2 separate regions of the Mus musculus genome follow, and region 2 is linked to region 1. The links are chromatin loops, found by intact Hi-C in ENCODE. Cell type or tissue: left cerebral cortex. All regions are shown on one strand. Each heading gives the region's core, and the rest is flanking DNA. Links, peaks and the distances in the headings are about the cores only.

The links. Hi-C counts contacts between places; a loop is a spot of excess contacts. Peaks named below come from ENCODE experiments on the same cell type or tissue, not always from the same donor. Only the 100,000 strongest peaks of a DNase experiment are listed, where the experiment ranks them.
Region 2: it touches region 1 in a loop (2.2-fold over the local background); 2 of 42 quality-filtered maps call a loop at or near these places.

Annotation. Positions count from the first base shown.
Region 1 is chr7:78,937,101-78,947,776 of GRCm38, reverse strand. Gm31213 (a long non-coding RNA gene) reads left to right here. Exons shown (of 5, transcript XR_882237.3): 3 at 1,350-1,479; 4 at 1,717-1,816; 5 at 8,062-8,831. Among named protein-coding and RNA genes, the nearest start is that of Gm31213, 12 kb to the left of the region's middle. In left cerebral cortex, for the core only: no CTCF peak of the experiment used is centred there; no DNase peak of the experiment used is centred there.
Region 2 is chr7:79,051,993-79,062,668 of GRCm38, reverse strand. It overlaps Acan (aggrecan), which reads right to left and starts at 9,443. Exons shown (of 18, transcript NM_001361500.1): 1 at 9,061-9,443. Gm26633 (predicted gene, 26633) reads left to right here and starts at 9,346. Exons shown (of 3, transcript NR_132432.1): 1 at 9,346-9,438. In left cerebral cortex, for the core only: a CTCF peak has its summit at 3,917 (motif pointing right); no DNase peak of the experiment used is centred there; H3K4me3 peaks cover 44 bases.

The DNA.
Region 1 (10,676 bases), core at 1,172-9,171:
ATGTAATGAGGCTCCATGCCAAAATATTAATACTTTGGGAGAAAACCTCGATTTAAAAAGTAGGCCAGGTAGAAAGGTATAAGAGCCAGGGGGTGGGGAGTGGAGGACACCAGGAGAGCAAGGCTCTCTAAATCAACATGTTAAAGCTCATGTGAACTCACAGAGGCTGGGGCAGTGAGCTCCGGGCCAGCATGGGTCTGCACCAGGTCCTGTGTGTATATGTTATGGCTTCCAGTTTAGCGTCTTTATGAGATTCCAGGGCATGACCCACAAGTAAGCGGGTCTCTGATTCTTGTGCCTTCTCTTGAACCCTTTTCCTTCTGTTTGTTTGTTTTGTCCAATTCCAATGTTAGTTTTTGTTTCATCTTATTATATTTTGTTTTACTATTATCCCTTAAAAGCCTATTTATTTTCTGACAGACAGAACAGGGGTGGATCCTCACGGGAGGGGAGGTAGAGGGGAATTGGGAGAAATAGAGGGAGGGAAAACCATAATCAGGATATATTATGTGAAAAATATTTTCATTTTCTTTTTTCTTTTTTCAAGACAGGGTTTCTATGTAGCCTTGGCTGTCCTGGAACTCTAACTGTAGACCAGGCTGGCTTTGAACTCAGAGAACCTCCTGCCTCTGCCTCCCAAGTGCTGGGATTAAAGACTTGTTCTACCACTGCCCACCTAAAATCTATTTTCAATAAAGGGAGTGAGGGTAGGCAATAGGCCAGGTTTATCACAAGAGTTCATGGGACTTTTATGGGGGGGGGGTCATTGTCGATCAAATCTAGGGCCTTATGCATGCTTGACAAGGCTCTACCATTAGCTGCACTCTCAGGCTCCTTAAAATCTTAAGTATATCACATATATTATAAAACTATCCGAAGGGGAACATAGGAGGGAGTGTTTTCATAACCAACGAGGTCAGAGAAGCCTTTCTTCCAGAAGCATCTTGAGTGAAGGGTGCTCCCTGGAGCACTTTTGGGGACTGCTGACTCAGACTGTCTTCTGTGAGGAGCAGTGTTGCATGGGAAGGCTCCAGCAGTACCTTCCACTGTAACGCATCTCCTTTCCAGGCAGCTCTCTGCCCTCAGCTCACAGCCTCCCTGCTCCAGCTGCCTCAGGTGCCACAAAAGACATATCACCTCCATCTCGATCCTGCTGAAGATTCTCTTGGGAAGTTGTTTCTGCCCCATCCATCTTCCTCTCGATTGTCCTCTGGACTGCACATCTGGACCCTAAGTCCTCCTCAAGTGCAGGACAGAACATCGCTTGTTCCCCAGTGCTTGACACAGCGCATGGCTGTTTGGCACAATGGTAGATTAAGCTCAGACCTCAGTCTTGCCTTCATGATTAGGTTTCGCCAGTGAGCCACACAGACATGAGTGCTGGTTCATGAGCTATCTGTGACATCCCATCTCAAGTGTTCGAGCTTCCTGGGAGACTGTTCATCCCCCACTTCCAGTAACCTTGCGACTCACATTCTGGTAAGCACTTTGTTCCCTCCCTAAGGCCTTTACATAGGTCGTTCTTTCAACTAGGATCCTTGTTACTTCCTTCTCCACTGCAACTCTCAGATGAAAAGGCACCTCCAGGGAGGAGATTGACCAATCGTTCTCCATTCCATGGCCCCGACCTGCTTTCTGTGTCTTTTTTGTATTAACTTCCCCCTGCTCCACTGTTATAGGTAACATATCTTATAGGTATCTCATCTTATCTCCTAGCACCCAGCCTCTGCCGTCGCTGGATTCCTGGGCTAGAGCAGCACCCGAGACCAGACACGGGCCATCTGGTTAAATGAACAACTCAACCCAGGAATCACAGGTAAGAATATATTTTCCCTCGGGACAGCAGAGACACCCCTACCCAGATCATCTGACTGTAGCTGTCTGTGTTCAGACTCCCAGGGCAGAGAAAGGCTTAGAATGACTGACCCTCTAACATAAGCTGATTCACCAAGGGCGCCCTTCAGCCGCCTGGCCAGCTCCATGCAGCAGGACTGTGAAAAGGGTCCTTGTCACTTTTGACTGTGTGGTCATTCATTGGAGTTGGCTCTCCTGCCACAGAATTTTATATTAAATTAAAAAAAAAATCCAACCCATGTTGAAGCACATACCCAGGCACAGGTGATGGGACAGGCTGGAGGGGGGACTAAGGAATGATGACAGCTATTTGAGAAGTTTATGGAGGAGATGGCAGATGACGGGAACCAAGTTCACTGCTCTGAACTTGGGCTCAGGCCCAGGTCTCCTTCTCTGCCACTTCTTTCCCAAAGTATTCACTGTTGAGCTCTCAGGGTATAGGGGAGGTGGGTGTGAGTAGACAAGAAGCAATTACCAGGGTCTTAGAGGATTCAGAGGATGGCTAAGGAGCCCAGAGAGACAGAGAAAGCTATTTCTGTACTAAGGTGTTCCAAAGACCCGGAGTTCTTGAATTTCCCTTATTACTAAGACTTGATTCCTAAACATTCTATAAATATTCATTTCCTGTCCTCAAGCTGCCATTCAATAAGGCACACCCCTGGCTTGTGAAACAAGCCCCCCCAAACCAGTGACCTGGCTTTTCTGGTATCCACTGCATTTTTCTTCCAATAGCCCACTAGCCACTCAGTGGAGCTGTTCCTTAGACAGCTTCAAAAAAGCATGGTCCTTAATAGCTCATGTGTGCCTTCCTGCCCAGCATCCAGGCTCTCAAGCTATGTCCTATCTGCTGCCCCTGACGTGCCCTCATCATTGCCTACCTGGCTCAGGGTGCTATGTAAAATCTATGGAACTTGTGAGATCCTGCCCAGGCCACACTGCTTTGTGGCAGGGAAAGACTCAGAAGCCCTGTGAGATAGAACTGCGAAGTCTGGGAGGGCTTCCCAGAAGAGGTGATGGGGGAGTCACGTCTTAGAGGAGAAGTTAGTGTTAGTGAGGCAAAGGTTCGGTAGTGTTCAGGTAAAGCGATTTGCTCAGGGAGCTTACGGATCATAAGTGAGAGGGATGCTGATGGACGATGCATGGCAAGGTAGAAATGAGGCTAGCATCTTGCAGCCCAAAGTCTTTATGTTTACCTGGGCTAGGTAGTAAAGCTTAGGAGGATACAAGCTAATAGGCTGCCACCAAGACACCTAAATAAAGCCAGGACACACAAGGCCAGAGGACACAGCTAGTGACAAGAAGAAAGAGCAGGGCTTCAGTCTGTCTCACCCCGTGTGAGATTTGGATAACAGAATCCAAGAAGTGTCACACATTTGTAATCCCAACATTCAGAAGGCTGAGGCAGGAGAATCGCCATGAGTTTGGGGCTATTGTGAGCTATGCAATGAGCTCCCATCCACCTTAGGCTACATACGATGTACTGTCTTGCTCAACATTGCCACACTAAAAAGAGACCCCCAAAGAGAAAGAAAGTTCCAAGCTTGTCCTTCACATGGGGTTTGATCAAAGTATTCATGGCCTCTAAGATCTCCAAATCCTTGCCTGAGGAATTAACCACATGAGTTACCTAAATTAGTGTCACGCCCTGCAGGGCCCATAGAGGGGCTCGTGCAAATGTATTCTGACCAGATGCTCCCAAACCCAGGCGACAAGGAATTTCCACAAGACAAAGGAGTCCAGCCAACCAGAGCTGGGTTTACAGGACTGACAAACCCACAGGAAACAATCCACTGTGAGTGGAGAGAGACAGGACGGACAGGACAGACAGGATGGACAGGACAGACAGGACCGACAGGGGACAGGACAGACAGGACTGACAGGACCAATAAGACCAATGACAGGACCGATGACAGGACTGACAGCACCACTAGGACCAACAGGACCGACAGGACCACAGGCCCGACAGGACTGCTAGGACATCAACCAGAAGGGCACTGGTTTGCAAGAACTATGAGCAAATACTCAGAACGCTGCTGAACATGTTAGAATAGGCATCATGAAGGGAAGGATGGTGGGTTAGAAAGAGAACTGCAGGGGCTGGATAATAACTCCCTGAGCTCCTGGCCACTAGGAACTCAGGATGTGACCCTAATTGGGGAACTATGGTCTTTGCAGACAGACAGAAGGATGTTGGGGGGATGAAAGCAGAGATGGCAATGCTTTGGCTGCACACACAAACAAAACCAAAACAAAAATAAAAACAAAAACAAAAACAAACAAACGAAAAGTCCCCAGAAACTCTAAAGGAGGAGTTGCAGGCTCTAGAGACAGCACAGCCTACCCCATACCCTCTCTCCCTCCCTTCTCTCTCTCTCTCTCTCTCTGTACATGTGTGCTGATATGCACATGTGTACGTAGATACACATTCACATGTGATGTGATGTATGACAAATGTATGCCAGGTGCCACCCACCTTGTTTTCTGAGACTGGACTTCTCAGTGGTGAGCTAGGCTGGTTGGTGAGTGAACCTCAAGCGTTCTCCTGTCTCTGCCTTCTCCGTGCTGAGACTGCAAGCATGCATCACTGTGCTCAGCTTCTTTACGTAGGTTCTGGAGCTTGAGCTCAGGTTTGTATACTTGCTTTGGAAGCGGTTCACTGAAGGACCCTCCCAGCCCCTCATACTTTCTTAAGAGCATCACATTACCGTAGCATGTGGTCCTCTTGCTTCCGCTTTCCCAGTACTGGCATAAGGCAGTTCACTGCATCCAGAAGTTTCTGAGGTTTCTAAGTCACTGACTTTGTGGTAATTTGTTAATGCCAGCCTAGGAAACTAAGGTGAACTTCTTGAGGTAAAAATGTATATTTACTATATTTTTAAAAATAGTTTATAGGTCAAGTGTTGGTCAATTAACTCTTTATATCTTTCATTTTTTTAGATATTTTATTTATTTATTTTATTTATGTGAGTACACTGCAGCTGTTCTTCAGACACACCAGAAGAGGGCATCAGATCCCACTACAGATGGTGTGAGCCACCATGTGGTTGCTGGGAATTGAACTCAAAACCTCTGGAAGAGCAGTCAGTGCCCTTAACCACTGAGCCATGTCTCCAGCCCATATCTTTTAATTTTCACAGCCTTAAAGGTTTGTAGTTATAGATAAGGACTGAGCTATACTGGGTCCCCAGGATAACCATGTAACATAAAGAAGCCAACTTTTGTTCATGATCCGAGGCCAGACCACACCCAGATTGAGATGTGGGATAAGACCAGCCCATGAGAAACTAAGGGTGCTAGGTGGGGTGAGTAACCGGATTGGGTATTTCATCACAGGGTTCTGGGTCATCAATACCAAACCATGGGGTCCAGATTACTCTAGAGCCACCTAGAGCTCAGAAGCTTCCAAGCAGGTGTTTGGGCCTAAACACACTGACATACACCAATCTTCACCCATACCGACATTCTCCCCAGGTCCTGAGCACGAGTGCGTTTTCCTCTAGGGCCATAGCCTAGCCTTGAGAACGAAGTAGTTGGATCCTTCCCAGAATACTCTTGGCTCCTGAAGGAGAGTTGTCAGTGCCTGTGAACTTTCTTTAAGACCGCGCATTTCTCTGCCTGTGCGGCATGAGGCTGGGTCCTTTATGGTCACCAATAGTTAGGAGATTATAAACCATTTTTCTGTCTGATTCCCAGCCACAAGACAACAGAGCCTTTGCCAGCTAGGCTATAGGAGCCAGCTCATCAGGGAGTCAAGGAGAGACCCACAAGAGGCACACATTCATTCCTCATGTGCCCCCAGGAGCCACCAGGCTCAGGTCAGGAGGCTCCCAGGTAATGGCTCCATCCCAGACACATCTCATGGTGTTGGTATGCATTTATTTCACAAAGACCCTATGTCTATATTTTCCTAAACCACACTGAAGCAACCCAGGGTGCCTGCTTCCCTGACTTTGAAGGCTGGTGAGAAATTCCATCTCAGACCTTCCCCTCTGCTTTAGCACAAGAATGCTGAGAAATAGGCTCCGTTGGGGCGCCTGTAAAGCACTCATTGTCCAAGCCTATGACGTGATTCCTGACGACAGCTGCTCCACACTCTCCCTGCATAGTGGCAATTAAGGGTCGTTTGTCCTAACTCCAAAGCCAAGGTCTAGTCCTTTCACTAAATCCCCATTTATCCCAACCCTCTTGTCATACAGGAAGTAAAGCAAGATCATGAGGCCGAGGATGGCTTGTCTAGAGCCACCGTGTGTTTATCCAATAATGCACCAAAGTTTTCCCACTTCCTGGACCATCGGTGTTTCCACTGGCACACCCTCCTGACTAGCATCCTCCGGCCACAGCTATGTCATACCCACCCCAGGTGGACCAAATCTTCTGTGTTATCCCCAAGGAGGTCACACTACTGCTGAGTGAATCAGATCTCTGTGGATGACAGGGGAATAGGTGGTGATAGAGTTCCTTGTGTTCCAATCTGAGAGACCTCACCATCTAGATATACCTTGGCTGCCCTTCCCTTTTGCCTGCCTCCTCTGCCTGACTATCTCTCTTACTGCTGGACTATGTTTATGGCTTGGTTCAAGTCTAGGTCCATGGGTAGAACTGGAACTGGGGATCAGTCTGTGACTGAGCTATGTCCAGGGCCAGATCCAGAATGGGGCCCACAGCTAGATCCATGTTGTATCTATGGCTGTGTGCCATGGCTGGGTCTGTGCCTATCTATGTCTATGGGTTGGTCCAGAGAAGCTCGAGTCTGAGTACAGCTGGCTCCACGGATAGGCTTGTGGCTAGATCTGTGGTTGATGGCCAGATGCCCTATCCCTGTGGCCATAGTAACCCTATCTGTCCTTCTAGACAAGTGGCCTCGGAGCCTTGGTCTGGGCTTTCTGCTATTACTGCAGATGGGGTGATGAGCAGAGCCAGATCTGTTCTGCAGCCCCTGTGACCTCCAACCAGCCTTGGCCCTAATCTAAGACCTTAGCTTTCCACCTATGAAATGATCAGACAGGGCTGAAATTGTGACCTACAAGCTGTGTCTTATGGGCCCCTAAGGTTTTTGTGTATTTCTTCTGAGGCCTGGCATGGATGGTTGACTTTGCAAGCTGAGCGTTATCCTTAGGTACTTAAGTCTTTTCTAGCCAGAACAAGCTAGCATGAATGAAGCCTTCACACAGGAAGACTGAAACAACCTAGGTGTTCCTCTTTAAGGTCTAGTTAAGCACATGGTATTACAGCCACAAAGGGACTATTATACAGTTGGGAAAATGAAGATTCTAAAAGAATATAACTGTCTGATCAATATATATCCAACATTTTATTTGTGCTTTAATAATTTCCCAATGTCTGAAGGGGGAAAAAAGAGAAATCAAGATGCTTTCTTAGTGCTAATAATGTTTATACACAAAATGGGAACATAAACAAATATATTGTCCACAATTTATTACATAGTAAAATAAAGTAATAAAAGCAAACATATCAGCATATTCTCAATTTTCATATCAAACCCCTATAAGGATTTGTTTTTTAGAGTCGGGGTCTCATTATATAGTCTTGGCTGGCCTAGAATTTTCTATGTAGACCAGGCTGGCCTCAAATTCACAATATCTGTCTTCTGCCTCTGAGTACTGAGGTTAAAGGGTGTGTGCCACCAAACAAACCCGGCCAAGAAGGGGTATTCCTGACGCTAGTATGTATCTTACTGTGGGCTGAGGTAGGAGGGGATGGTAAAAAGAAGGGCAGGTGAAATCCAGGTTGAGTGTGAGATACATAGATAGATGACAGAGAGACAGATGGAGATGAAGCTGGGTAGAGATGATATTGGCATATGGATATAGATGGTAGAGATAAATAGATATAGATGATACATAGATTAGATATAGATTGATACCATTTAATGGCATTTTAAAATGTGAACCATGTAAATACATTGTTTTCTATTAGACTGGTTTTGAACTGGATAGGTGGCTGAGGATGACCTTAAACTTCCAGAGTACTGGAATTATTGACTTACACCACTGTGCCTAGCTTGTGCGGTGTTGGGGCTCAAACCCAGGACTTAGTGGTGCACGTTAGGGAAGCACTCTGCCCACTGAGCTACATCCCCAGCATAGCACACTACCTTTTCAAATGGAAATTCAACGCTAAGTTAGAAAAAAAAAAAAAGGTCAGGGGAAAATCAGTTGACTAGACAATTTTTGGATTGTCTTGCAGCCTTGACGAACAGCTGGGATTTGGAATAAAGGGTAGAGAAGAACACCACTAATGGCCACAAAGGCCTGTCACCAAAGGCAGAGGTGGCCTGGGGTGCCTTTCTCTGAGGAGTGTACCTGCGGAGACTCCAGGACCTGCCCCAGCCTTTCCTATACACAGTGCATGAAGGCACCCTGGTGTCCCAACCCTGCGAGCTCTGTGTGCCCTCCCATGCCCGCCGCCCTCCTGGGCTCCGGAGGGTGGAGGCTAGCGGCTGCCTTCCTCAACCAGCAGGCCAGAAGCAGCCCCACCCACCCGCCAGCAGGATGCAGGCCTGTCTCCAGCAGACGCCAGCTCCAGACTGTGGCCTGAGCCGAGTCCAGAACAGAACCCAGGGCACAGATGTTCATATTCTACCACTCCCGACGTGCCTCTTGAAAAAAAAAAAAAATTCTCAGAGCCAGCCTTCGTCAATCCACCTTTGAGTGAAGAGAAGAGGGGTCCTTCTCTCCTGCAGCTGCGGGCATCTGGCTGCCCGCCCTCGGGGGGCCAGCCACAGGCTGCAGGTCCATGCCGCCCTTGTCTGCACTGCTGGCTGTTGGCCGAAGTCCCTACAGAGAGGCGATGACTAAGAAAGGGTAATACAGGTTCCAGTTGGCCCCTGTCTGAAGGTCTCTGGCTTTTTCTGGCTGCCTCACACTTTGGGAGGTGTCTAACTGAGGTGAGGGGCAGACTGCAAAATCCCTAAACCCCCTAAACCGGGCCCTACAGGCAGATCAAGACACACACCCCTGGCCTCAGTCAGCAGGGGAGAACTCAGTGTCCACTAAGGTCCTCTGACCTGCCAAGCATTTACAGTGTACAGAACTACCTAAAAAGCAAGGTTCTAGGGGGCTGGGGTGGGGTTGGGGGTGGGACTGGCTTAGTCTATAAAGTTCCTCCTTCTGTACAAGCAAGCAAAGGAACCTGAATTCCATTTGCAGCACCCACATTAAAAAGACGGTGGTTGTGGGAGGCTCCCCGGGACCTAACTGGGCAAAGGCACCAAGCCTGCTGACCTGAGTTCAATCCCCAGGGTCTGCGTGGTAGGTGACTATAGACTCCACATGTTGTCCTCTGACCCCTACACATACACCGTGACCTGCACGCCCACATGTGCACACATACACACGCACAATAAATGTGATTTGTGAATGAAAACACTAAAAAAGCAAAACCCACGCATGGTGGGAAGTGTCTGGAATCCTACCACTGAGGAGGCAGAGACAGGGGGATCCCTGGGGCTTCCAAGGAATCTAGCAGGATTGGCGAACTTCAGCCTTAGGGAAAGACCTTGCCTCCAAAAATAAGGTAGAGAGCAATTGAGGACACTCAATTTCTACCTCTATCCTCCACATGCACACACATGTACACACGCACACACACACACACACACACACACACACACACACACACACACACACACACAAAGTATTACACATCATATACACAAATTAATAAACTCCAGGCTCTGCCATGAGCCATGTGATCTTGGTAATATAGCATGACATAGGTCTGAGCCCCAGTTTCATCATCTATCAAATGGGATGATTATAACGACATCCTGAAGATAAGATGACAGAGGTGGTAAATCTTCTAGTCAGCCAGACAGCTGGTGCCTGTCTGGTGGAGAGAGAGGGGTGGGGGTGAGAGAGAGGCAAGAGAGAAAGGAGAGAGAGGGAGAGGGAGGGATTGAAAGAGAGAGAGACATTACCCTTTGTCTCTAGCATAAAAGTACAAGGTTGGCACCAAGTAAGAGTTAAGAATCTGAAGCCAACTGCCCTGGTTCAGATCCTAGCAAGCTATGTGATCTTGGTCAAGTTACTCTCTCTACAGCTGTAAAAATAGGGACCATTAGTACATGGTACCCAGGGCTGCTGGGAGATACAATGGCATTTGCAGCAGTGTTAATGCTAGCCCACAGGCCCTCTTCTGTTCCAGGTAGCCTGGTTCACCCCAGTCTTTTCAGGGTCTATTTCTGACCAGAGCAGGGAAGGCTGGGAAGCTCCACCCAAACTTTCTCCTCAGGATGAAAAGCTGGGCCGCCCCTCCCCATCTCCAACCAGCATCAGGTTTTCAGAAATGTCTTTAACCTGTGCCTTAGGCGACAAAGCCCTCCAAACCACTTGTGTGGGATGAACAGGTCCCCCGAGCTTCCTGCCCACTCGGCATCTAGGCCTTCAATCCCTAGAGCCATCGCCACCTCGCTGCACCTCTCTGGAGGGAGGCTGCTTCCTTTTGTACTCTCCGTGTCATCTGCCCCTCTGGCTCCTGGTTGACACAGCTGCCAGCCGCATGCCATCGGCCAGCCTGCCTGATGACCACAGTGGCCAAGCGCAAGCTGTGCTGGGAGCCTGTGACCCACCAGTAAGGAGCTGCGGCCACCGGTAGCACAGCGGCTGTCAGTCTGGGGCTGTTCTCCACAGGAGCTCCTTAAGGAAAGTATTTGGACTGAGGGTGTAGCTCAGTCAGTGGAGTGCTTGCCTAGTGTGCAAAGCTCTGGGTTCCTTCCTCAGCACTGGACACAGTGGCAGACACCTTTAATCCCAGCACTCAGTGGGTAGAGGTGACTCACCTCTACTACCCGTGAGTTCAAG
Region 2 (10,676 bases), core at 911-8,910, 120 kb before region 1:
CTCATCTATTACAAGAATAGAATGCATCTTATTGGTGGGTTCCAAAAGACAGAAAACTGGGGTGGTCCTGATAGAGTCTGACAGAGGGATCTGCCAAATTATTGACTCAATCCTTCTCCATGCACCTCTGTGACTCATGTGGGGCTATCATAGGCCTCCCCCACCGCAGATTCCCTGGAGCACAGTTTAAAGAGCACTGGGTTGCGGCCATTTGTACCTCATATGTCAGGGGTATGGATGGGGACAAAGTCATCAGAGAAACTTGCTGAGAGTGATCAACTACAAAAGCCACATCAAAAAAGCAGCCAGGGTACGTGAACAGGAATATTTGTGTTCTTTCAACGGGGTGGACAAAAGGAAAGCAACCTGTGTACCTGAATAACCAAGTGGGCAGGGCGTGTCGGCTGCATAACAGAAAGGTCAAAGCCCTGAAGACAGAGGTGGGAGCACGGGGGTGGGGGTGGAGAGGAACTGAGCCTTGGGGAAACTCAACCTAGGAGGCATGTCTCTACATCAGCTCCCTACGGCCCATGGACTGCAGAAGAAGATTTGGTCTGATCCCATTCATGGTGGTTTGAATATGCTTGGCCCATAGCATGTGGCACTCTTAGGAGGTGTGGCCTTGTTGGAGGAAGTGTATCACTGTGTGGGCTGGCTTTGAGGTCTCCTAGTGCTCAAGCTCCACCCAGTGAGGAAGAGAGCCTCCTCCTGGCTACCTTTGGATCAAGATGTAGAACTCTCAGCTCCTCCAGCGCCATGTCTGCCTGTACACTGCCATGCTTCCTGCCATGATGATAATGGACTGAACCTCTGAAACTATAAGCCACCCTCAATTTAAATGTTTTCCTTCATAAGAGTTGCCTTGGCCATGGTGTCTCTTCACAGCAATAGAACTCTAAGACAGAATGCATGTCAGGGCCACTCTCGGGTCTTTTGGGAGCTTCTGCAATGCAGTGCTTTGAGAAGGGGCGGTATAGATGGCCGTGCCATTTGATTGCTGCATAATTCTAAAGGTAGACCATTCCACATAGGATTTTTAGTGAATCAGTTATCCTTTCTCAATCATTACACATTGCTAGATGTCAGAGGAATATCTTCCTAGTTTGGCTTCTGGTAGACCAGGAGCCCCTAAGAAACTGAGATAGTAGGTGGAACTCCCAAGAGGAGAACAGTGAGCTCAGGGAAGGTCCACCAATCTTAGGCCATAACCCAGTGCCAAGCTGTTCCTTGGTAATAGCCCTCCCCATCCTCATATTCCCACTTTGAGTCGACACCCTCATCCTCCAGGAATGGAGGTGAAACCCACAAAAAAAAGCAGCCAGGTCCTACAGGCATAGAGGACTCTCTCTGCTAAGATATCAAAACTCGATACAGAAGTCAATGTGGGTTGTTTTGGAGGAACCAAGTGAGCATCCCAGGGTGAGGCTACTGGGGAGGATACGAATGCCTTGAGAGATACCATGGCAGCTCCAGGCTGTGGGCCTGATGAGGGTGGTGTTATGCATGGGGTGATAGAGGCCAGTGCTGACAGGACAGCTCCTTACTGGACTCCAGAGACACTGCTCACCTCCCCGGGGTGCTATTCACAGACACATGGCCTCTGGTAACACCTAAGAGGGAGATGGAGCACACAGGGTTCTGCCTCAGTTAGGAGGCTTGGAGGGAGTTCAATCCCATAGCAGGACTGGCCTGAGGCTCCCACAGGAACGACAAACAATCTCCCTTGGGTCCAGTGAGCAACGGCAGCAGCAAAAGAGCCAAAGTTCTGTATAGTTACGAAGACCTTTAAACAGAAGGTGGCTGATGTGAAAATGAGGCGGGACCCAGCCCACGGGAGGGAGTAAAGGGCTTCTAGCCAGTGATGGGAGAAGGCTGAGAATTTTTATTTGTTTCCATTTTTGAGAAAGGGTCTTACATAGCCCTGACTGACCTCATTACGTGATCAAGGGCAACCTTGAAGTTCTGGTCTCCTGCCTCTGATTGGCTGGGATTCTAAGCACGCACTATCAAATCCAGGGCTTCGTGCACGTTAGACAAGCACTCTGCCTACTGAGCTATACTCTTAGCTGCAGGAGACAGGATTTTTAGGCATCCTGCTGGGCCAGCCTCTTCCTTGGTCTGCCCCTGGGCTCCAGTGCAGCAGCCTTTCCTTCCACAGATCTGCTGGATCAGCAGCTCTTTAGACTGAGTCTCTCAGCCTGCTGTAGGCAGAAAGAGCTTCTAGCCTGCTGCTACATTCGGCTTGAGAGACTTGAAGGAGATTCCAGTCCCCTGAAAAGGAACTTGCTTAACTCCTCAGTCTCCCTAAGAGATGACACCCTTTTAAACACTCTGTCTATTGTCCTTGAAGGTATGTTTTTTAGAAGCTGGGTTTTTTTTTTTAAATTTGGTGTGTGTGTGTGTGTGTGTGTGTGTGAATCTTTGTCTTGCACCTAGGGACAAAAGTACTCATTTAATCCAAGGTCAAGATCAGCTGTGTTCTGGAAGCAAGGCCCTGTCTCAGGCATAAGGGTGGGGGGCAGGTGGAACAGTTCTCGACTCCCCCTGCCCTTGCAGAGCACAGCTACAGCATCAGCCACTAACCTCTCAAGGAGAGACTCAGGCTAGGAGAATCACTAGAAAAATCAGATTCCTGTCCCCATCGCTCATCCCACAGAGGAGGCTGGCTTGCCATATACAGTGTTCACCAGCTCCTTAGATGGCTCTAATTTCCAACCTGAAGATTACCCTCCTCTCTATAACAGTTCTCTTTCAGTGTCTGGTCAAGTTGGACAACATCCTGCAAGTTTTACAGTCATTCCAAAGTCTAGCTGTTCCCCTCAGCCATCGACATATAGAGGTAGAGGCAGGGAGGCTGGGAAGTAAGACAGCCCTGGCTTGGGAGATCAAGAAGGAGGTGGGGGTGACGGGATGAAGAATGTGAGGCCAAGAGTTCAGGCTCTAGGAAAACCATCTTCCTCAGGGCTGGGGTGGTGGCTGGGACCAGGAAGACATGCTCTTTAGAGCCTGGGATGCTCTGCTTGGATATTTCTCTCCTAAAAGAAGAGAGAAGTATTCCTAAGTGTGGCCCTGGAGATGAGTAGGATATGGAGGACAGAGCCAGACGGTGACCCAAGGGTGGATGATGGATGATGGGGGACCTGGGACTGTCTGTTAGGTTCTTTTCCCTACACCTTGATTATCTGAGACAGGGACTCATGTCGCCCAAGATGTTCTCAGATTTGCTATGTAGCTGAGCAAGACCTTTAGCTCCTGCTTCTCCTGCTCTTACCTTCGGAGTGTTTAGATTGCAGGTGTGCACTGCACACTCAGTGGAACCCAGGATGTCAATGCCAGGCAAATATTCTATATCAATTTTTTAAAAAGGTAAGATCTTGCTATCTAGTCTAGGGTGACTTCAAACTCAAGATCCTCTTGGGATTAGAGCTGGGACTATAGACCTGTGACACCACACCCAGCTATGGCTGAGTTCTGATTGGATGACACAGTGCTTCTATGATGCCCCCCACCCCTACGCCACACTGCCTTTCAGGTGGCTTGGGGAACGGCCCTAGAGGACCCAGAAGACTGTTTAAGCTGAGGCGGGGCTGAGAGAAGCTCCCCTTCCTTCAAGTGCCCCCTCCTACCCTTCTGACAGCTTACTTAAGGAGAGAAGGTCAATACTAAAAGCTGTCTGCTTTAATGTCTTATGATCCTATAAAATGCAGGTTCAGGTGAGCTATGAAAATCCATCCCTTTGGCTAGTAGCTTTCAGTTAGGCTTTAATTTAGTGTAACTTTATTCCTCAAAGTAGGGGCTTGGATAGGAGTTCCTGGTTCCTGTTCAGTTTTCTTTTCTGGAGCTGGGCTGGCCTCAGCTCTGGTGCCCCACTCTCTGACCAGCTCACTTCCCACAGGGATCCAACTTCTGTTTCTTCGCTGAGCTCTAGAGGGCGCTGTCTCCCAGAGAAGTAGAGAGAATTTATGGGCTAACAGTAGCTGCCATTTTGTGGGGGTAGAGGTAGGGGTGGGGTTGGGGGTGGGGTAGGGGGAGTCTTCTCTTAAGAAAGAATTTTAAAGTGTAGTAGTCTGTTTGCTCATCTACTCATTCATTCATTCATTCACCCTCTCAATTCATTCAGTCAACTAGCCTATCTTATGTGCCTCGAACGGAATTAGACACAGACATAAAATCCCTGCCTTGGCTCCCAGGTAACTCCATAAGGGATTTCATAGACAGTGGCTTCTTTCGGGGTCTCCATTTCACAGATAGGTAAGACAAAGCCCAGAGAGGTGAAGCTACTTCTGTCACACAGAGCTTGTCTCTGGTGACTCCAAGTCTGGGAATGCTTCTACTGCCAATCCTGGACACCTCTGGCTTCTTTTCAAGGTATAGTGACCTCCTCACTCTCTTCTGAGAGCTGTGTGTGAGAGAGGTACTGAGTGACACCCCCACCCTCCCCTTCCCCAGCTATGGCAACCAGTCCCAAACAGAAACCTCCTTTGGCTTGGAGATCACATGTTCTCACCTGCTGATGTCTCACCTTTCCACAGCAGGACCTTGAAAAGCCTCAAAGATAACAACACCTAAGATTTTACTGCAGGTCTACCTTGTGCCAACATCTTTATTTGCTTTATCTTGGACCCACAAGTCCATTTCATAGGTGCAGAAACAGGCCCACAGGGGTAAGCACATTTCTGCAGGTACACAGACAAGATTTCAATTTTCAAATGGGCCATTGAGACCCTACCTTCTCCTCACTCCCCATTTGTGGCCTGCTCTTGGCTGCTACCCAGACCCTGCCTCTTGCTTCTGGTTGACTCTGTCCATTGGTTTATAGCTTGACCCTTGACCCTGGGACTGAATGAAGCCATTTTTTTTCCCTCTCTCAGGTTTGGCACTAATGACATTTTGGATTCTATGCTGCATGTGTGTGTGTGTGCGCGCGCGCGCACGCGCGCGCGTTTTGGGGAGGTATCATTTTGTACATTCAAAGTGTTTGGCAATTTTGCTGGCCTTTCTCCACAGCATGCAGGTAGTTTTCCAAATAGTGACAACAGAAAATGTTTTTAGGCATGTTCAGGTAGGGGGAATATAGTTTCCAGTTGAGAACAACTCTTTTATAGAAATCAGGATCCAAGGTCAAGTTGATAACAGCTCCAGCTCCCATTAGACAGGAGGTAGAGAGTGCAGGATCAGCTACATACAGAGCCCAGTATGTAGCAAGTACCGGTAAATGCATGAATAGTGTCTGTGGCTGTGGAATGTTCTAGATAAAATCCTGATGCTCTGTGTTCCTATACAGATCCTCACAAGTTTGGGCTGGGGTGACTCAGGTTCAGTACTTCTGCTTCCTAAGTCCTCTTGGCAATCTCTTAAAAGAGGATGGTTATAGGCCTTGAAGACCCTGGGCATTCATGGTCTGTGGATAGCCAGAGAGACCAGAAGGCTGAAGATGGGTTTTCACTAGGCACTGCAGAACTGTCTAGCTTTGCCTCTTTCCTCTTCTTGCTTCTAAAGTCGAATCAATTACAGAGACAGGCTGGCCCCTCTCTCTCTAGAGGACCCCCCAGACATGACTCCTTTTCTGGGTAGATATCTTAAGAGGAAAAACAAGGAACCTCAAAAGTAAGCAAATAGCTATTTCGTGATGTCCAGCCTCACACCCCCCAATCCACCTATTCAGGAGTTTAACAAAAAGCTTCTTTAGGATACACTGTAAGGCCATTGAGGGAGCAGAGCTGCCTTCACACACTCTAGCCAGCCCACAGGGCCCAACCTCCAACACACACACACACACACACACACACACACACACACACACACACACACACACACTCACACACACAGCTGCATACAAGGAGGCTCTGAGTTTTTCAAAGTAAACTCAACCATTTCCGTTCTTGCCCTGGATTCAACTTTTTGAAAAAAGAAACCGTTTTACCAGTTTCCCTACAAATTTCCTCTCTGGTCCGATTCTCTTCTTGCCTGCGCTCTCTCTCCAGCTTGCCCCCACCTTTCTCCAGACCTTTCTAACAGGCAGTTAGTCTCCAGGAAGGAGGGCGTCATCCTTAAAGGAACCTCTACATCAATTGTGCTCTTATATTCCTGGGACACAGGAGTCCAATTCTGTGACTCCCTGACAGCAGGAAAGAAAAATCCCTGTATCTAAGATGGGTGTCTACACTGTACCCCACTTCTCAAGACAGCACGTACCTGTATACAGGGCTGTCTTCCAGCCTTGGGTTCCTTTCTGACACTGAGTCTTCTCTTTATTTGAACTTGTTCTCTTCCTACCCCCCTCCCGCCCCCCAGGTTCTATTTCTACTGCCTCCATTCTGGCCAGGTGTTGGTACAGTTGCAGCAAGGACAATCCAGTGCTTGCCACCTGGAGTCACAAGGTCTTTTATTTCCTTTCTGGTTTTGAGTTATATTTGTAGCCCTTGGCTTTTGACAAAGGCTCTCACAATGTAGCTCATGCTTGCCCTTAACATACTATGTACCCCAGGCTGGCTTTAGATTTCCAAATGATAAGCTTATAGTGTGCCATCACAGTGGGTTGCAACTGATATCTTCCAAGTTTTTATGGACTACAACTTGCAATTATAAATGCAAATATAAAATGTATGTCTATTTGCATATATAGTTATGACTATACATACCCCCATAGAGCACTGCAAAATGCATAACAGAAACAAAAGTTTCCAAAAATAATACTTGTCCTTACTACATGGGAGGCTCTATAATGTTATCTACTATTTCATTAAAGCCTCCGCTGTCACGGCATTAGGTTGGATAAATCTTAGAGTCAGCCACGGACTCACAATGGCACTCCAAGCCAAAGTCTGTGGGCTTCCCTAGGTTCAGCCAAGGCGCCCCTGATGCCCAACCAGCAGGGCCTGGGAAGGATCCAGTTCTAAAAGGTATCATTAAAAAAATCCACACCAAGACTCTGAGACACACAGTCTCTAAGAATGGTCAAAACTGGCACTACCAAGAATTTATAATTTGCAACCCAGTAAAGGAGAAGAACTAAGTAAAGTCTGTAAAGGGTTTGAAAAGGCACCCACAGCGTGTCCCTTAATCTTTGAAGAAACCTTCCCCTGCAGGTCCCCCTTATCCTTTTTAGAGACATGAAGCTGAGCCCCAAGGCGGCTCAGGACCTCAGCAACTCATGTAGCATTCAGTGGCTGGGTTCCGACACTAACCTGCCTCCTCACCATCTCAGGAGGTGAGTTACTTCTTGGGGCCCCTTTTGCTGTTTGGGAGGGACATGAGTCCCCTTTACATGCTAGGGTGGAGTAATGCTGGGACGCAAGGGGGGCATTCAGGGTACCCCGAGTGTCCAGGGGTAATGAGAGCTTTCAAACATAAGACAGGAGTCCCATTGTGAACATGAGTACGTATGCTCTTCATGGAAAAATGTGGGAAAAGTCCAATTACTTTATACTAAAATGAAGAATAGAAAACATTCCCCAAGTACTTGTGGGGTGGTGGGTGAGTACTGGCCCTTTGCTGGGGTCTTCTCAGCAATTTACTGGGTGGCTGTTGAGGCACCACGGAGCCCAGAGTCTGGCCTCCTCTGAGTAGTACTCTGGAGAAAGCACACAACGAATGAACAAACCAGTCTTGGCTCTAGAAACACCTCATAGTTATATTTAAATTCAACAGGACTTCAGGAATTCCAGCATTTCTAAGACAGATTTTTCCTCCTCTTTGATAATTCCCTCATCTAAGATGTTTTAAATGGGGCAGGAGGGGTTGCTTATTCTGTAATGTTTTCTTTAGGTGAGTAGAATCTCCTTAGGCTTGGTGACTGAGAGCGCCCCCCACCCCCAACTAGCCTTGCCAGGACAAATAGGCAACTAGACGACTCCTTGTCATGGTAACCAGAGGCAAGGAAGAGAGAGGATTAAGGCGGTGACTTCTCTTCCCTTAAATCGGCAGAGGAGCTGACTTCAGCCTCAAAAATCTAGACCCTAATTCTGACTCTGTCCCTAAATCAATGACCTGTAAAAAGTCATTGCATTGTTGTAGATTCCCTTCCCTAGGGGAGATGCCATAGGTGCTTTTCAGGGTCTAGACACCAGCCCACTGCAACACCCAGAGGCAGAAGCACCAAGGCAAGCTACCTCACAGAAGATCTTCCCGTTGCCTCCCACTGACACTCCCCACCCCACAGAACTGGAATTAACATGCCCACCAAACCTCTGGGACCTGAGATGCTCTATAGTGAGACTAGTGAATGCCCGCTCCAGAGCCTAGCTCCGGATTGCGGGCAGCAGCAAGTCCGAATAATTTGGGCGGGATTCTTCTTCCTGAAGCAGACAGCCCTCCACACCCACAGCTTACTGACACGCTGTCACCCTCCCACCCAGCCCTGGTATTGGAAGGGTTGCAGAAAAGCGCAGAAATGGAAAAACTTCGGGACCGTCCTGCATCCCCATGTCTTCTTTCCACCTCGACAAACGCCCGATCTCCCCTGGGAGCAGTAGCCCTGTCCCAGACTCAGCTGATATCTTTCCTCCTCTTTCCTACCGCTTTGAGTATCCTGAGATCCCTGCCATAAACCCAATGGGACCCACGAGTTTTCTCATCCTTTCTCAGGTATCTGCCGCCTATCTGATCAGCTGTTCATGTAACTTTGTTGATTCTCTGGTCAATTGGCCTTCCCAAGAGAAGATGAAAGCCTTATGGGGCACCCAGAGGACAGGGGGGGGGGGCGCGTTGGGGGGGGGAGTGGGATTTGAACCCACATTTCCTTGGCTTTAAAACTGCTACTCGCTCTACACTTCAGTTTAGCGCCCCCATACCTTAAACTTGAAAAATCTCTGGTCTTTCTTAATTCTGTGTACTCAGAGCTGGAGCCCCTCCACGTGTTCCCATTCACTTTGAGTCCGGGCAGCAGTTGAGTTTGCTCAACTTCCGTGTGCATGCAGCGGAGGTCGTGAGAGTCTCAACACACATACCCAATGTGGGCACCAAGGCACGCCACCCCCAGCACCTAGGCGCCTGTCCTCAGCAGCATTCCCAGATGCCCTGGGACAGAGCTCCCCTGGAGAGAAGGAGCCTTTTCTTTACCTTGAAGAGTTGGACTCGCTCCTCCAAGAACTTCAGTCCTTTATCCCTGCGAAGCAGCTAGGGATTCCTGGGGGCTGCCAGCCCCGGGTCTTGCTGCGCTGCAGCAGGGATGCTCTGCGCGGGGGGGGGGGGGCCCTGCGAACCCCTTCTCCCGCCGGCGTCTTCTCCGCAAGTCCCCTCGGGCGGTGGCCGCAGTGGTGGCTGGCTGACTAGGTTTCGGAGCAGGGTCGATGAAGGGAAGGGACACAGAAAGGTGCCCGAACTCCCTCGGCACCTGCGTCAGATGCTAGCCGGCGAGGATGCGGAGAGAGAGTGAGGGACCTTGAGCCGTTCCGCACGCGTCCTCAGCTCTGTGAGCCCCTCTGGCACCGCGGGGAGGTAGGTGGGCGGGAATGGTGCGCGGTGACACATACATAGGGGCGGGCGGGGGAGGGGAGGGCACACACGAGGGGTGGGGGCGAGCGCACAGGGAAACCCCACCCCCGGGGCCAATCTGCGGGGGGAGGGGAAGGCAGAAACGTCCGGAGCGCGCAGGACCCGGGCTGGGGACCGCGCTCAGCTGGGGAAGGCTCCGGGCGCGCAGGGCACGAGAGGAGCGCGGACCCCGCAGCTCCTGGGGCCGCGGAGGAAAGCTGTGCGGGCAGCACTGGAGGGCCCGCGTCTGCATTGCGGTCGGCAGCTCCGCAGTCCAGGCGGCCCCGGAGGGCTGCGCCCGCAGAGTGCCGAAGGCACCCGGCTCCTGCTGTCAGGGTAGCAGTCCGGTGCTGGGGTTGGGGTCGGGGTGTTTCCCTGGTATCGGGATGCGATTTGCAGCTGATACCCAGAAAGATGCCATCGCACAGGACGACCCCCTACTCTGGGAATGCGATTTGAAAGAATCTTCATAGAACACTGTTGGAAAGTTTTGGGGGTGGGGTACCCCGAGACGCAAGGGCGGAGAGAGGAGATGAGGCAGCTACAGAGGCACAAGGCACAAGGCTGAGGGCGCGGGGAGGGGTGTCTTCAAAACGCAACATAGACCAAGGACATCTCAAGCAGGAATTCGCTACGGCCTGGCCTCTACAACACTCTTTAATAAATTTGTTTCCCGGAAAAAGAAAAATCTAAGAGTCTTTGGATCCCTTCTATAAGCTAGTTGCAGCATACAGTGATTTTAATTTCTCTAACGAGTCCAATAAGTTAAATATTACAACACTACCTCTCACCTCCCAACAATGCTCACATATACCATGGGGCTCAGAAAGTGGTGGAGTTGTCCAGCAAGTTGGGGCTAACTTCAAGTCAAGGTCACCCCTCACAGGAGCAGCTAGCTGGGCAAGCTGCAGTGTGTTTGGGGGCTGGGGATTCAGACCGCTGCTGGCCTTGAGAGGAAGCGGGTGTTCTTCTCATTAAAGCACAGTGGCCTCAGGCAGTGCAGTGGAAATCTCCCGAATCTCTCACTGGGCAAGAAGTGGGTTCTTTGCAGACTACAGAGAGAACCGACCAAGTTTTTTCTTGATGAGAGGTCAGAAGTGATGTGCCTCAGTTTCCCCAGGTTGACTATGCTGGAATTGTGTGCATACCTCACTGGCTAGTGGTCTTTGGGACTGGCCCTGGCCCAGAGCATTCTTTGACTG